3 separate regions of the Homo sapiens genome follow, and all the other regions are linked to region 1. A link is a contact called in ENCODE Hi-C or POLR2A ChIA-PET data. All regions are on one chromosome and are shown on one strand. The core of a region is the stretch at or near the end of the contact, and the rest is flanking DNA. Distances in the headings are between cores, read along the strand shown.

Evidence for each region. Hi-C counts contacts between places; a loop is a spot of excess contacts on that map. ChIA-PET counts read pairs that join two places held with the same protein, here RNA polymerase II (POLR2A). Pooled maps may share reads with other maps.
Region 2: a map of naive thymus-derived CD4-positive, alpha-beta T cell shows a loop between it and region 1 (21-fold over the local background). The contact joins the promoter of CRLF3 here to the promoter of NUFIP2 in region 1. A Hi-C loop is called at or near these places in 1 of 168 maps with a recorded cell type or tissue (naive thymus-derived CD4-positive, alpha-beta T cell) and 10 of 50 pooled maps. POLR2A ChIA-PET finds 5 or more read pairs at or near these places in 1 of 52 experiments (endothelial cell of umbilical vein).
Region 3: a map of B cell shows a loop between it and region 1 (8-fold over the local background). The contact joins the promoter of CPD here to the promoter of NUFIP2 in region 1. A Hi-C loop is called at or near these places in 1 of 168 maps with a recorded cell type or tissue (B cell) and 6 of 50 pooled maps. POLR2A ChIA-PET finds 5 or more read pairs at or near these places in 2 of 52 experiments (A673 and GM12878).

What each region holds. Positions count from the first base shown.
Region 1 is chr17:29,292,030-29,296,320 of GRCh38, forward strand. NUFIP2 (nuclear FMR1 interacting protein 2) reads right to left here and starts at 2,119. Exons shown (of 4, transcript NM_020772.3): 1 at 1,754-2,119. The coding sequence starts at 2,030. RefSeq lists silencers at 788-967, 1,598-1,717 and enhancers at 1,424-2,184, 1,878-1,977, 2,288-2,487.
Region 2 is chr17:30,822,666-30,826,956 of GRCh38, forward strand. CRLF3 (cytokine receptor like factor 3) reads right to left here and starts at 2,027. Exons shown (of 8, transcript NM_015986.4): 1 at 1,858-2,027. The coding sequence starts at 1,986. RefSeq lists a silencer at 1,939-2,318 and an enhancer at 2,026-2,320.
Region 3 is chr17:30,377,177-30,381,467 of GRCh38, forward strand. It overlaps CPD (carboxypeptidase D), which reads left to right and starts at 1,751. Exons shown (of 21, transcript NM_001304.5): 1 at 1,751-2,550. The coding sequence starts at 1,805. RefSeq lists enhancers at 17-66, 1,337-1,506, 1,652-2,579 and silencers at 1,557-1,796, 2,097-2,226.

The DNA of each region.
Region 1 (4,291 bases), core at 869-3,368:
TTTATAAAGAGCCCTTATTTTTTAAAATCTGCGTGGGTTATAAACTATTAAACTCACTTCTCGTGAAATACTTTCTTACATGACTTTTACCCTCAATTTCTCGTTTATTAAGATTAGTTTGGGGATCAATATCGATTTTAAAATACGAAAAACACCTTTCTTTTTAACACGGAGAGAAGCCTCATCCGAGGCAAGATGGTAGTAGTCTAACCTCATGGATGAGCCACTTGGGTTCACCCTTAAGGACAAGAAAGAGGGGTCAAAAAGCTCGCACTCTTCCCCATCCTAACATTTTTTAAAATCCCTCACCTCAAAGACACTACCCAAGCTCAGAAGGTAAGTGCTGGGTCGGGAGGGGAATGGAACAAGGTTTTTGGATTTTTTTTTTTTTTTTGTAGAAAATGAGCTGCTAGAAGGAAAAGGCCCAAGTGAAAGCCTCAGAGGCGGAGTCGTGAGCGAACCTGGCAGGAGACGAGGTTCCTGTGGCAGAGAAACTCGTGACCGGGGAGCTGGGTTCCCGCTGGGTACCCCACCCGGCCTCAGGCACCGCCTCTACCCGAAATGAATCCCCCCGCCGCCCCCCCAGGCCTCCTGCCTCTAGGAGCGCCGCGGCCGCCGCCCGCGGCCTCCTTCCCTCTCAGCTCCGCTTCGAGGCCGGCTCCCCGCCCCGACTGCCCGCGCCTCCCGCCGCACCCGGGAGCGGGAAACGCGGCCGCTGGCGCGCGGGGCCCTGCGCAGGCCGCTCCCCTCGTGGCCGCTTCCCTCCCCCACCCCAACCGCCCCCGCCCCTCACCCCAGGGACCCGCCCGGGGCCGCGCGCCGCCACCGGGTTACACAACCCCGGCCGGCGACGGGGGGGGGGGCGGCCGCGGTGCGGGGGGCGCCGGCGCCCCCGCAGTGCAGGGGGCGAGGCTGCGGCCGGTGGTGATCCCGGGTCACCCGGCTCCGCCGCCCCGTGTGGCCCTCGACACCCTTCCCCCTCCGCTCCTCAGTGGGCCGGAGTCGGTGACAGGAATCGGCTTCCAACATGGCGGACAGGAAGCGGCCCCGCGAGGAGGAGAGAACATTCCAGCCGCGCCGGCTCTGGGGGGAGCGGGCGCGGGGCGCCGGCCTCGGGAGGAGCCGCGGGACAAGACTGCGGGGTCCGGCGCCCAAAAAGGGCGTTTAGTGGTGGAAATGACCCGTGAGATGAGGGGTCCCAACAGCCCCCCCCACCGAGACGGGGAGCCCCAAGGCCACAGGTGGGCTTGGGGTGGCGGGTGAGGGGCACTTCCTCAACTCACCCTACCTACCCACTCCTCGCCGCCTGCAAAAGGGTCTCGCGACACCATCCGAGTCGGGATTCGCTAGGCCTTCCTGAGTTACACCTCGAGGGATTTTTTGGGGGGGTAGGTTTACCCCATCTCAGGGCCCCCAAATTGAGGTAACTCCAGGGACGCAGGGAGGTGAATGGGAAAAGAATAATGAGGTTGGACTTGCAAGGCCGACCCAGCAGGTCTCCCTTCAGCCGGGGCCGGGGCCAGGAAGGTCACGCTGGCCTGGCTGGGCCTCTCCCATGCTGGAGGGAAGGAGAGGGCGCTGCAAACCCCATTGCTCAGCCCGAGCTCTAGAATGAAAGGGGCATCCCCAGAGCCGGAGGGGACACACACACACACACCCCGACCCCGTCCGCGCTTTTCGGATCCAGCCCCACCCCCATCTCTCCTGTCCTCCACCCCCAACCCCCTTCCCCCACCCGTCCTCCCTCCCAGACCTGTTTTCTTCTTCGGCGTTTCCTGGTGCTGCTGGAGGGTGTGTTTCTGCTCATGTTTCAGCGGCTTTGGCTGGGCCTTGGGGCTGCCCTCGGCTCCATGCTGCAGGTATTGGTGAGGCTGCTGGTGATGATGGTGGTGGTGGTGGTTGTGGCTGTGGTTGTAGAAATAATAATGGTGGTGGTGGTGCGGCTGCTGCTGCTGCTGCTGAGGGTGATGGTGCGGATGGTGGTGGCTGTGATGGTGCTGAGGCTGTGGCTGGCCGGGCTTCTCCTCCATTGAAAGCGGCTGGGACTCCCTGGCTGAGGCTGCGGGCTGCTGCACCGTCAGGATCTGAGACTGCTTCTCAGGGCTCACTCAGTATATCTGAGCGCGTCTCGCCAGCGCACTGGTTAACCGAGCGATTCTGCGAGATTGGCAGCCGCACTCCAACAATCAGGAGCCACGCTGTGCCGCAAGCCCCGCCCCCAGCTCAAATCCTCTTTCCTTCCCCTTCGCCGCTGCCGCCTGGCCAACGCCACTTACCCTGTGCAACCTCACAGGGCCGGGCCTTCAACGTCAGCACTATGGCTCTCTCTTCTGTCGCTTTCTCTCCTTCACCACGCAGTCTGTGAACAGCACTTTCTACACTCCTCGCCGGCAAGCAGGCTCGTGTCGAGGGTAGCAGATTCCACTGGCGATTCCACTGGTGCTGTGAGCCATCTGCTGGCTTTGCACCTCTTAGAATCTGGTGTTTTTTTGTTTTTTGTTTTGTTTTGTTTTTAATCCTTTTCCGGGTAACCAGAAAGGGAAGCTCAATTCCCTTAACCCCGAGACCACTAAAGGGGCAATACAAAAAGAGGAAATAAATACATTTTTAAGCATACAAGAGCTTCACAATCCAGTAGATCATTTTGTATTCTGGATTCATTTTGCTTTGTATTCATATGCTAATCTCTTCCTTTCCACGAAGGGATTATAGGGTTCCACAATGGGGTATCTGTGTAATTTTCTAAAAGGGCACAAAGGGTTTAAATCATTGTTTCTTTGTAGTTGGAGGCAAGGGAGAGCAGGAGGAATGAAAATTTACACTGAAGGTTTTTTTTTTTTTAATTAAACTCTGCAGGTGAGGTCAACTGTGGAACCAAAATAGGTTTTAGAATGAGAAGTTTCAAGAGCAAAGGAAGGGGAGAAAGAGCACTTAAAAGTTATTAAGTGGGTTTGTTTTTTTTTTTTTTGGCACTTATGGAAAAATTGAAATTAAAAGAAATATTCTGTAGCGTTTTGTAGTGTAGATTTAACTTATCCTGCATTACCACATCACAGTATATGATTTTCAAAAGCAAATGTTAGAGCCATGATAGTGGTTACTCAGGAAGGAAGAGGGTTGTGATGGGGAGGGACACAGGTTACTCTGATAATATTTCATTTTGGGGGCTAGGTGGTGATTACATATATTTGCTTAGTAATTATTTGTTAAACTGAATATACAGATAAAATGCACTTTTCCCAATGTATGTTATAGATTGGGGGATTTTTTTAATTGTAAAATATTCATAATATAAAATTTACCATCTTAATATTAAGTGTATGGTTCAGGTGCATTAGGTACATTCGTATTGTTGTAGAACCATGACCATCATCTATCTCCAGAACTTTTTCATCATTCCAAACTGAAACTTCATACCCAATAAAAATAAATGTCCTTTCCCTCCTCCTTCCATCCCTTGATAACCACTGTTCTGTTTTCTGTCTCTACGAACTTGACTATTCTAGGTACCTCATATAAGTGGGATTGTACTGTATTTGTCTTTTTGTGACTAGCTTTTTTGCATAATGTCTTCAGAGTAGCATACATCAGAATTTCCCTCTTTTTTAAGGCTGACTAATATTCCATTATATGTATATACCACATTTTGTTCATTCACTCAGCAACGGACATATGGACTGTTTCCTCAATGTATGTTACGTTTTTGAATTTTTAAAATGTGGCTTGAATTCCTACAACAGGACAACATTAAAGGAACAAGAAGCTTGAAAGCAAAAAGTTTATGCTATGAAATTAATGAATGTCAATGCAAAAGCTTATTTAAAACGTAAAAGCTGGTTTCCAATAACAAATGTCATTGAATCCTGAAAACCATGACCAAATTTTGGCATGTTCTATACAGTAAGGATTTGTGTTGCCTTGTTAAATTTTATTTTATTTTATTTTGAGATGGAGTTTTGTCCTTGTTGCCCAGGCTGGAGTGCAATGGCATGATCTCAGCCCACCGCAACCTCTGCCTCCTGGGTTCAAGCAATTCTCCTGCCTCAGCCTCCTGAGTAGCTGGGATTACAGGCATGCGCCACTGTGCCAGGCTAATTTTGTATTTTTAATAGAGATGGGGTTTCTCCATGTTGGCCAGGCTGGTCTCGAACTCCTGATCTCAGGTGATCTGCCCACCTCAGCCTTCCAAAGTGCTGGGATTCATGAGCCACCAGGCCCAGCCAGCTTTGCTAAATTTTAAAGAAAAACCTCTTTGGGGGTACATTTACCCAATTTTGAGAATGAAAACCCT
Region 2 (4,291 bases), core at 777-3,276, 1.5 Mb after region 1:
TGAACCATCTAGGGTGTAATCACGATTTTTTTTAATGCATCCAATATCAAGAGAAATTAATTACTCCCAGGTGCTAAACTCACTCATTTAGTGTCAACTCTGATTCTTAATTGCTAATACAAAAACAATAATCATGGTCATATAGAATACATCTTAACTGACTGAAATGTTAGATGGTATTTTAATATCTTTCTTTTCATACAATGTCTTACATCTAGAGTCCCTATTTCAAAATAGCAGAAGGAATAATGCAGATATTTTCAAAGAGAAATAGAGATGAGTGCATTGAAAGGCCTTGAAAAGTATTCACCAAATCAGCATAATCATATCTAGATTCTGCTTCCGGTTTCGCCACTAAAATGCAAATGATGTCTGGCCTACACTGGCTTTACAAATATTTTTAAATATATAAAACCCGGCCGGGCGCGGTGGCTCACGTCTGTATCCCAGCACTTTGGGAGGCTGAGGCAGGTGGATCACGAGGTCAGGAGTTCAAGATCATCCTGGCCAACCTGGTGAAACCTCCTCTCTACTAAAAATACAAAAATTAGCCGGGTGTGGTGGCGCAGACTTGTAATCCCAGCTACTCAGGAGGCTGAGGCAGGAGAATCGCTTGAACCCGGGAGGCGGAGGTTGTTGCAGTGAGCCGAGATAGTGCCACTGCACTCCACCCTGAGCGACACAGCCAGACTCCGTCTCAAAAAAAACAGATTATATATATACATACTTATATATGTTTGTATATGTTTTATATATATATATAAAACCCAAAACATGTTGAGTCGTTAATGATGAGAATATCCAAAGACACTGTTAGCACAGCACTTTTCTACCATTTTCAGGTTATATGCAGCAAGGAAGTGCTAAGACGACCAACTAGATTAATATCAAGTATGACCCAGAGAAATTCAGATGGAATCCCACTCACTCAAAAAGCACTTATTAAGCAGTTGCGTTAATAGTACTCTGAAGATTATCCGTCCTATCGCCAATTGGCAGCGGGTTATATCTTTTTCTATATATATTCGAGGGTATAGAGAAACCATATGGCTTTCCTGTATCTTTGATAACTCTTGCCCTGTGAAACAGATAACTGCACCACTTGAAATTATATTTAGCTTTTCCTTTCAGCACTCCTCTCTTAAAATCTATTTTTCCATTTCTCTATACCTTTGTATTCCCTCTCTCAAGGAAAAGGAAATCATTTTCCTTCTGCTCTTCCAACATAGCTTCACCTTCACCTTAAATTTTAAACCTTCTAGAACAGGATTACTCTAAATGATTTTTTAAAAAGCATTCAAGATCGTATGACATATTATTCAGGCATTAACCGCATTTATTGTCAAATGCTACTGCTTCTCAATCCCTACCTCTCCCTCACTCTCGCCCCTTAGTCCTCCCCTTCCAATATCCATTTTGTCTCCACTTTCAGCTCTCCCAGGTCACTGTCCCACCTCTTCCTCAGGCTCTCTAAAATCAATGCCTCCCCGCCTACCCACCGCAGGTTTTTTACCAGTCTCCTCCTCCCCCGACTCATCACTACCCGCATGACCCCCTCGGATTCTGCTCTGGTCCCTCACTCTCCCAAACTTCGGAGGCCACCGCTACTCCCATCGCTGCCCCACAGTTTAGTGAACGCTCCTCACACCCTCCCTCCACCCCCAAAACTTCCCCTTACGACCTCCCCAACTCCCACCTTCCCCGTTCCCAGACTCCATTAGGTCTCCTTTCAAATGAATGCCTCTTCCCTACTCCAGAGTTTTCGGACAGTCCCACCCCTCAAAGCCCTCCCAGCCTTCGCCCGGCATCCGCGCCACCCCCGGGCCCACAGCGCCCCTGTGGGTGTGGCCCTCCGACCTGCCTCCGCGCCTCACGCAGCCCCTCAAGCCGGTGACCCAGCTCCCGCCGGTAGCTCTGCGCTGCCTCCACGTTCTCGCGGGCCTCCTGCAACAGCAGCTCAGGCTCCAGCTCCATCGCCCCCCTCATCTGGCCGCGCGGCCGGCGAAACCTAGCGCGGGTTCCCGACTGCACCGGGCGCCTCCAAGCGGCCCGGCGCGGCCTCGCGCAGGCGGAAGCACCGCCCAGCCCCGCCGCCCCATGCCCCACGACGACCTTGATTGACGGGCGCACGGCGGCGCCTCGCGCGGGTGGCGTCCGGGTCCCAGCGCCGCCCGCCCCGCGGCTCACCCCGCCTCTTCCGTGCTGCGGCACAGCGCCGCTGGTTGGGCCTCCTTGGGAAACGTGCTGAGGCCTGGCAAGGTTGATAACCCGCACCTTGCCAAGTGCTTCTCACAGCTCATCGCATTCTTGCCTGACCTTCAGCCCTACCTGTATCTCCATTGCTCAGATGAGGAAATTGAGGGATAAAGGGGGGAATCGGCCGGGCGCGGTGGCTCACGCCTGCAGTCCCAGCACTTTGGGAGGCCGAGGCGGGCGGATCCCTTGAGCTCTGGAGTTCGAGACCCAGCCTGGGCAACACGGCGAAACCCTCTCTCACCAAAAATACTACTACTATTACTATTACTACTACTACTACTGCTACTACTAGCAACACGTAGTGGAGCACGCCTGTGGTCCCAGTGGATCGCTTGAGCCCGGGGGCCGAGGCTGCAGTGAGCTGTAATGGAGCCACTGCACTCCAGCCTGGGCGACAGAGCGAGACCCTGTCTCTAAATAAAAAATACTTTTTTTTAAATTAAAAATTTTAAAAAATAGCGAATCGACTTTTCCAAGCCGCAGAATTTGAGCCCAGATCTGATGACAAAAGCCCTGGTCCTTAAGAGCAGAGCAGGCCTTAGGGGAATTTACTAAGACCCAGGTGTCAGCGGGGAGCAGTGGCTCACGCCTGTAATCCCAGCACTTTGGGAGGCCGAGACGGGTGGATCACTGAGGTCAGAAGTTCAAGAGCAGCCATGGCCAACCTGGTGAAACCTCATCTCTACTAAAAATACAAAAATTAGCCGGGTGTGGTGGTGGGCGCCTGTAATCCCAGCTACTCGAGGGCTGAGGCAGGATAATTGCTTGAACCGGGAGGCAGAGGTTGCAGTGAGCCAAGATTGTGCCACTGCACTCCAACCTGGGCAACAAAGCGAGACTCGGTCTCAAAAAACAACAACAAAACCCAGGTGTCACCACCCAGAAGCTCGTGGACGAATGGGGGATCCAAGAGAGAGGCCCAAGAGATGACCAGCAGGACAGCAATTCTGGCACAAGTCCAAGAAGGGTGTTGGCAAGTGTTATCTGTAAGGACCGTAGTGAATAAGCTGGGCTTGGGCTTGCCAGACCGGAAGGTATCTGTCACAATAGGTGTGACTGTATGTAATAAAACCTTATGGGCAGGGCATGGTGGCTCACACCAGTAATCTTGGGAAGCTAAGGCAGGAGGATTGCTTGAGCCCAGGAGTTTGAGACCAGCCTTTGCAACATGAGGAGACCTCCTCTCTACAAAAAGATTTAAAAAAAAAATTAGCCGCGGGTGGTGGCGCCCTCCTGTGGTCCCAGCAATTCAGGAGGCTGAGGTGGGAGGATTCCTTGAGCCTAGGAGTTAGAGACCAACCTGGGTAACATAGCAAGACCCTATGTCTATAAAAATAAAAATAAATAAATAAATAAGTAAAATTACAAGGAAAACTTCCATAAAACCAGGACATGAATCTTGGTCTCATTCAACTTTGTTTTCTTAGTCTGATGGAAGGCAAGAAGTGTGTATCTAACATATCTACACTATACCCAAAAACAAAACAAATAAGAAAATTGAAGGAAATATTCTAAAACTGCTTACCCCTAGACTTGACATTTTTAGATGCATTGTTTTTAAATTTAGAGCATGAATTCCTAAAGAGTAAATGTTCTCGAGGAAACTGGTTTAGAAGTAGATGTCAGCTAGCCATCAGACAGAGTTTTACAGAGATATCTCCATGGCATCACATTGGTCCAGAACTGACTTTTCAAGTGTACCCAGAGGATTCCAGGGAACAGACTCTTGCTAATAAGACTCACAAGAAACAAACTAAGCAGCTTGCCAATTTATTTATTTACAACAGGAATATAATTGTTGAAAAAAATCACAATAGCTGGAAAATCAAGTTATAACCAGAGAGTTGGATTCAGATCAGAATACGTTGGTCATCTGGTCAGCAAAGGCTTTTTCCCTCTCCTGTCTCCAACCTCTTCTCAGAAAGCTCCTAACTGGGCTGGGTGTGGTGGCTCATGCTTGTAATCCCAGCACTTTGGGAGGCCTAGGTGGGTGGATCACGAGGTCAGGAGTTCAAGAACAACCTGACTAACAGGG
Region 3 (4,291 bases), core at 501-3,000, 1.1 Mb after region 1:
TGCAAGTTGCTTAGGCTGTAACTTGAAGTCAGCCTACAATCCTCTTTGTCTCCAGATCCTGTCCACTTTCCTTTCCGAAGGTCTTTCAGATCCATTTCCTTCTTTCCACCTCCACTGGCACTGCCCTCATTCAGAGTCTCATCATGTCTTCCTGGATTGCAGCTTCCTTCCAGGTCTCTCAGCCTCAAGTCTTAGGCCTCCCATTCAATTTTCCGTGTTACTGTCAGAGGAATTTTTCTAAACTAGCTTAAAACCCGTCTGTGGTTCTCCATGGCCTTCCAGATCAAATGTGCTCCCTGAAGACTGGCCTGTGAGCCCCTTCACACCAGTAATCCTGACCCTGCATGCAATTCCCAGAACACAAGGCATTTGTTCTCAAATCCTGCGGCTTTCTTTGCTTGCTTCTCCTCCTGCCTGGGATCCTTCCCATCCTCCATGGTTTCTCTCCTCCTTTCCTCCTCCTCAAGTTCAGATATTTCCCTCACCTGTACCCCCTCTGTTGTAGCATTTATCACAAACTACACTGAATCTCTTGACTGGGCAGAAGAATGAATTGTTTCCCAGCATCTAGCTTTGACATAAAAGTTGCTCAATAAATACTTGACGAATGAATGAACTCTATTAAAGTAGGGTTCAGTCATAGTTCAGGGAAGGGGCCCTGAAATAGCTGGCTCTGAAAGAAGGTAATGCCGGTTATTGCGATTATGTTGTTAGATGGGTAGAATTTCGCATTCGATTAAGGGATAGTTTTGGGTTTCTTCAAGCTAAAGAAACTAAAGCCTATAAAAGGTGATTTAAAAGACCTCTTCTCTAGACTTGATGAAACGCTGTAATTGCCATCTTTGGCTGACACTGAGGAGTTCAGGAATGCCAAGCAAGTGTTTCCAGAAATGTCAAACCTGCTGTTTTAAAATATGTCATTCCAGGGCACAGTTAAATATACAACTTGCTCCGATGAGGTGGGAGAAGTGGGCCGGTGAGCTGTGAAATGAAATCTGCCTAATGAGGGTCGAGGCCAGCACACACAGGGACCTATTTGCAGTAAAACAACGTGGGGTGACGCCTAAGAAATAGACAACATTAACACAAAGGGAGCCTACTACGTAGCACATTTCCGCTAGGCATAAAAGAGACACCTTTCCAGAAAGCAACTCTAAAAATGAATGCACCGCCTAGTGAGGTGCGAGCCTTCCTCCCCACGAGGCGTCCCGTGCAACCGCACGCGGACAGCGGGGCTCCAGCGGAGGCGGGGTGGATGCGGAGACAAGGCGCCTAGGAGACTGGGCTAAGGCTTTGAGTGTCCGAACGAAGATTCTTTCGAACCTATTGATTTTTTCTAGTCTTATGATTCTTTCGAACCTTTTGATTCTTTCCATTCTCGGTTCTAAGCATTAAAGCGCAGCTGAGAAAGGCAGCAACAAAGATGGGAAGAGAACTAGCAGGAGTTCTCAGAGAAAAATGGGTGATAATTTAGGGGAGAAGCCATAAAGAAGAGACTAAGCGAGAAGCGGAGCACACGCAGAAGACGAAACAAGGAGGAGGAGAAGAGAAGAAGAACCTTGGCGAAGGAAGAGAGTGACCAAACTCGTCCCGGACGGGAGGAGGGCAGGCCCGCCCAGAGGGAATCGGCTGCTTTAAGGGAAGCCCCGCCCCCTGGTGGTGACGCTCCACCAGGCCCGTCCGCGATTGGCTGCGGCCAGAGGGCGGGATGGGGTTGCTAGGCGAGGAGGGGATCCGGCGGGCCCCCGCCGCCCGGAGCGCTGAGCCGCGGGAGCGGAGCCGGGGTTAGCGGCGCTGCTGGAAGATGGCGAGCGGCCGGGACGAGCGGCCGCCTTGGCGGCTAGGGCGGCTCCTGTTGCTCATGTGCCTGCTGCTGCTGGGGAGCTCGGCCCGGGCGGCTCACATCAAGAAGGCGGAGGCGACTACCACAACTACGAGCGCGGGCGCCGAGGCGGCCGAGGGCCAGTTCGACCGCTACTACCACGAAGAGGAGTTGGAGTCGGCGCTGAGGGAGGCGGCGGCCGCGGGCCTCCCCGGCCTGGCCCGCCTCTTTAGCATCGGCCGCTCGGTGGAAGGCCGGCCGCTGTGGGTGCTTCGCCTCACCGCCGGCCTGGGGTCGCTAATCCCTGAGGGCGACGCGGGGCCTGACGCTGCCGGGCCCGACGCTGCGGGGCCGCTGCTGCCCGGCCGGCCCCAGGTGAAGCTGGTGGGCAACATGCATGGCGACGAGACCGTGTCGCGCCAGGTGTTGATCTACTTGGCCCGCGAGCTGGCGGCCGGCTACCGCCGCGGGGACCCGCGCCTGGTCCGCCTGCTCAACACCACCGACGTGTACCTGCTGCCCAGCCTCAACCCCGATGGCTTCGAGCGTGCCCGCGAGGGCGACTGTGGCTTCGGCGACGGCGGCCCGTCCGGGGCCAGCGGCCGCGACAATAGTCGCGGCCGCGACCTCAACCGAAGCTTTCCCGACCAGTTTAGCACCGGCGAACCCCCCGCCCTGGACGAGGTGCCCGAGGTGCGCGCCCTCATCGAGTGGATCCGCAGGAACAAGTGAGTGTTGCCTGCCCCCTCCCCGTCCGTGTGAGCCTCCAAGGGCCGAGGCTGGTTCCGGCACCCAGTAGGCGCTCAGACAATGCTGGCATAAGGGGTGGCGGTGGTGAAGGTGAAGGGAGACACCCTGTAACGGGGACAGGGCCCAGGCCGCGTAGCCTCCCGTCCTGCTAATCATCAAAGAATTGCCTCCTAGAGGCTGTCATTTGTTCAAGGGATGGCTGGAGGGGACACTCCTTTCTGACATTTCTGGTCCCTATTCTTACAGGGGCATAGAATATGAGCGAGAAGAGATCTTAAGGATAACCTAGGTCAGCTCACACATTTTATAGATAAGCTGTCAATGTTGTTATCTTATATCAAAAGTGCCTAATGTTATAGGCGCTGTGCTAATTTTTTCTGTGACTGCAGTATCTCACTTTATTTTGGCCACAACCTGATGTCATAGACACCATCAGTTTTGCATACGGGGAAATTGAGGGTCAGATTGGTTAACTGATTTACATAGGAGTGTGGCTGGGACTTAGAATTAGGCAATCTGATTCCCGATAGTCCTCTTAGCCACGGAGGGACACTGGAGCCCAAAAATGGCAGATGATATTCCCAGGATCTTCCCCTTGCCTATTTGACAGAAGCTGATTTTTCTCCAATTTTTACCTCTGACTCAGCTTAAGAAGATATGGACTTAGCTGGAGAACTTGCACAGATCTGTGAGCCGCTTCATTTTAGACTCTGAAGGGTTTGTGATGTCATTTGTGCACCTTATTAGCCTGGGCAGAATGGCTAATGGTCACACTTCTAATACACACTTTAAGTGTTATTAAGCATTGCATGAGGTTTAAAAAATTACAAAGTAGAAGAAGGAGGACCTCAAGAAATTAGTATAAAACAAGAGAATGTTATAAATATTTATGAGGTATGTTGGTGTACCCAGTTAAACTTTACAGGAATTGTTCCCACTGGCAAGATGTGTGTGGGCTGCAATAACACGGACCATCTCTGTGGAAGAGGTAGAGCTTGAGCTATCTCCAGAGATGGGCAGGATTTTCAGCAAAAAGGAGAGGAATAAAATAAGAGGGAACTCACTCCAGATGGCATAGTGTCTGAAGTGAGCAGGCATCTCTTCCCCTTTTCTAGCATCAGCTTTTCCCCATTTTTGTATCTTCATAAGGCTTTTGAAGCAATAACTGATCATTCCATCTGGATTAAAAGAAGATTTCTGAGGGACTGCTAAGATAAAGAAGTTTCCCTGCGGGACTTGGAATCATTTCTTCTACAAGATTTCAGTCATATATAGAAGATCTAGAAAATTCTTGAGTGTTAGGACAGTTCCTGAGTCTTTTCGTCTTCTATCTTTTACTTTACTCCTCTTGATAAGCTCTCTTGTAGATATATAATTTCACATAGACTTTCTGGGAGGATTTTTTTTTCTTTTAAATACGATCGTGTCATCACCTCTGAACATCTGCGTAAGAAATATGACTTTGACATACACTTATTGACAGAGCTGTGATGGCCAGGGCTTTTTGGAGATGATACAACAAATGCACCGTTTGCATTGCTTAAATGTTTAAAATGCTCTGTCCTTGCACCTTTAAAATGCTGTGATCCTTGCAGGGATGTAAATTCTGTGCCTGGATTTTTCTTTTCAGTATTAGTTGTGCTGTGACCAAATATGAAAATAAGCTTTTTCTTGGTGCAAGTCGCCTTGAGGCTATACAGAGTCATTTTGGTCTGTGGC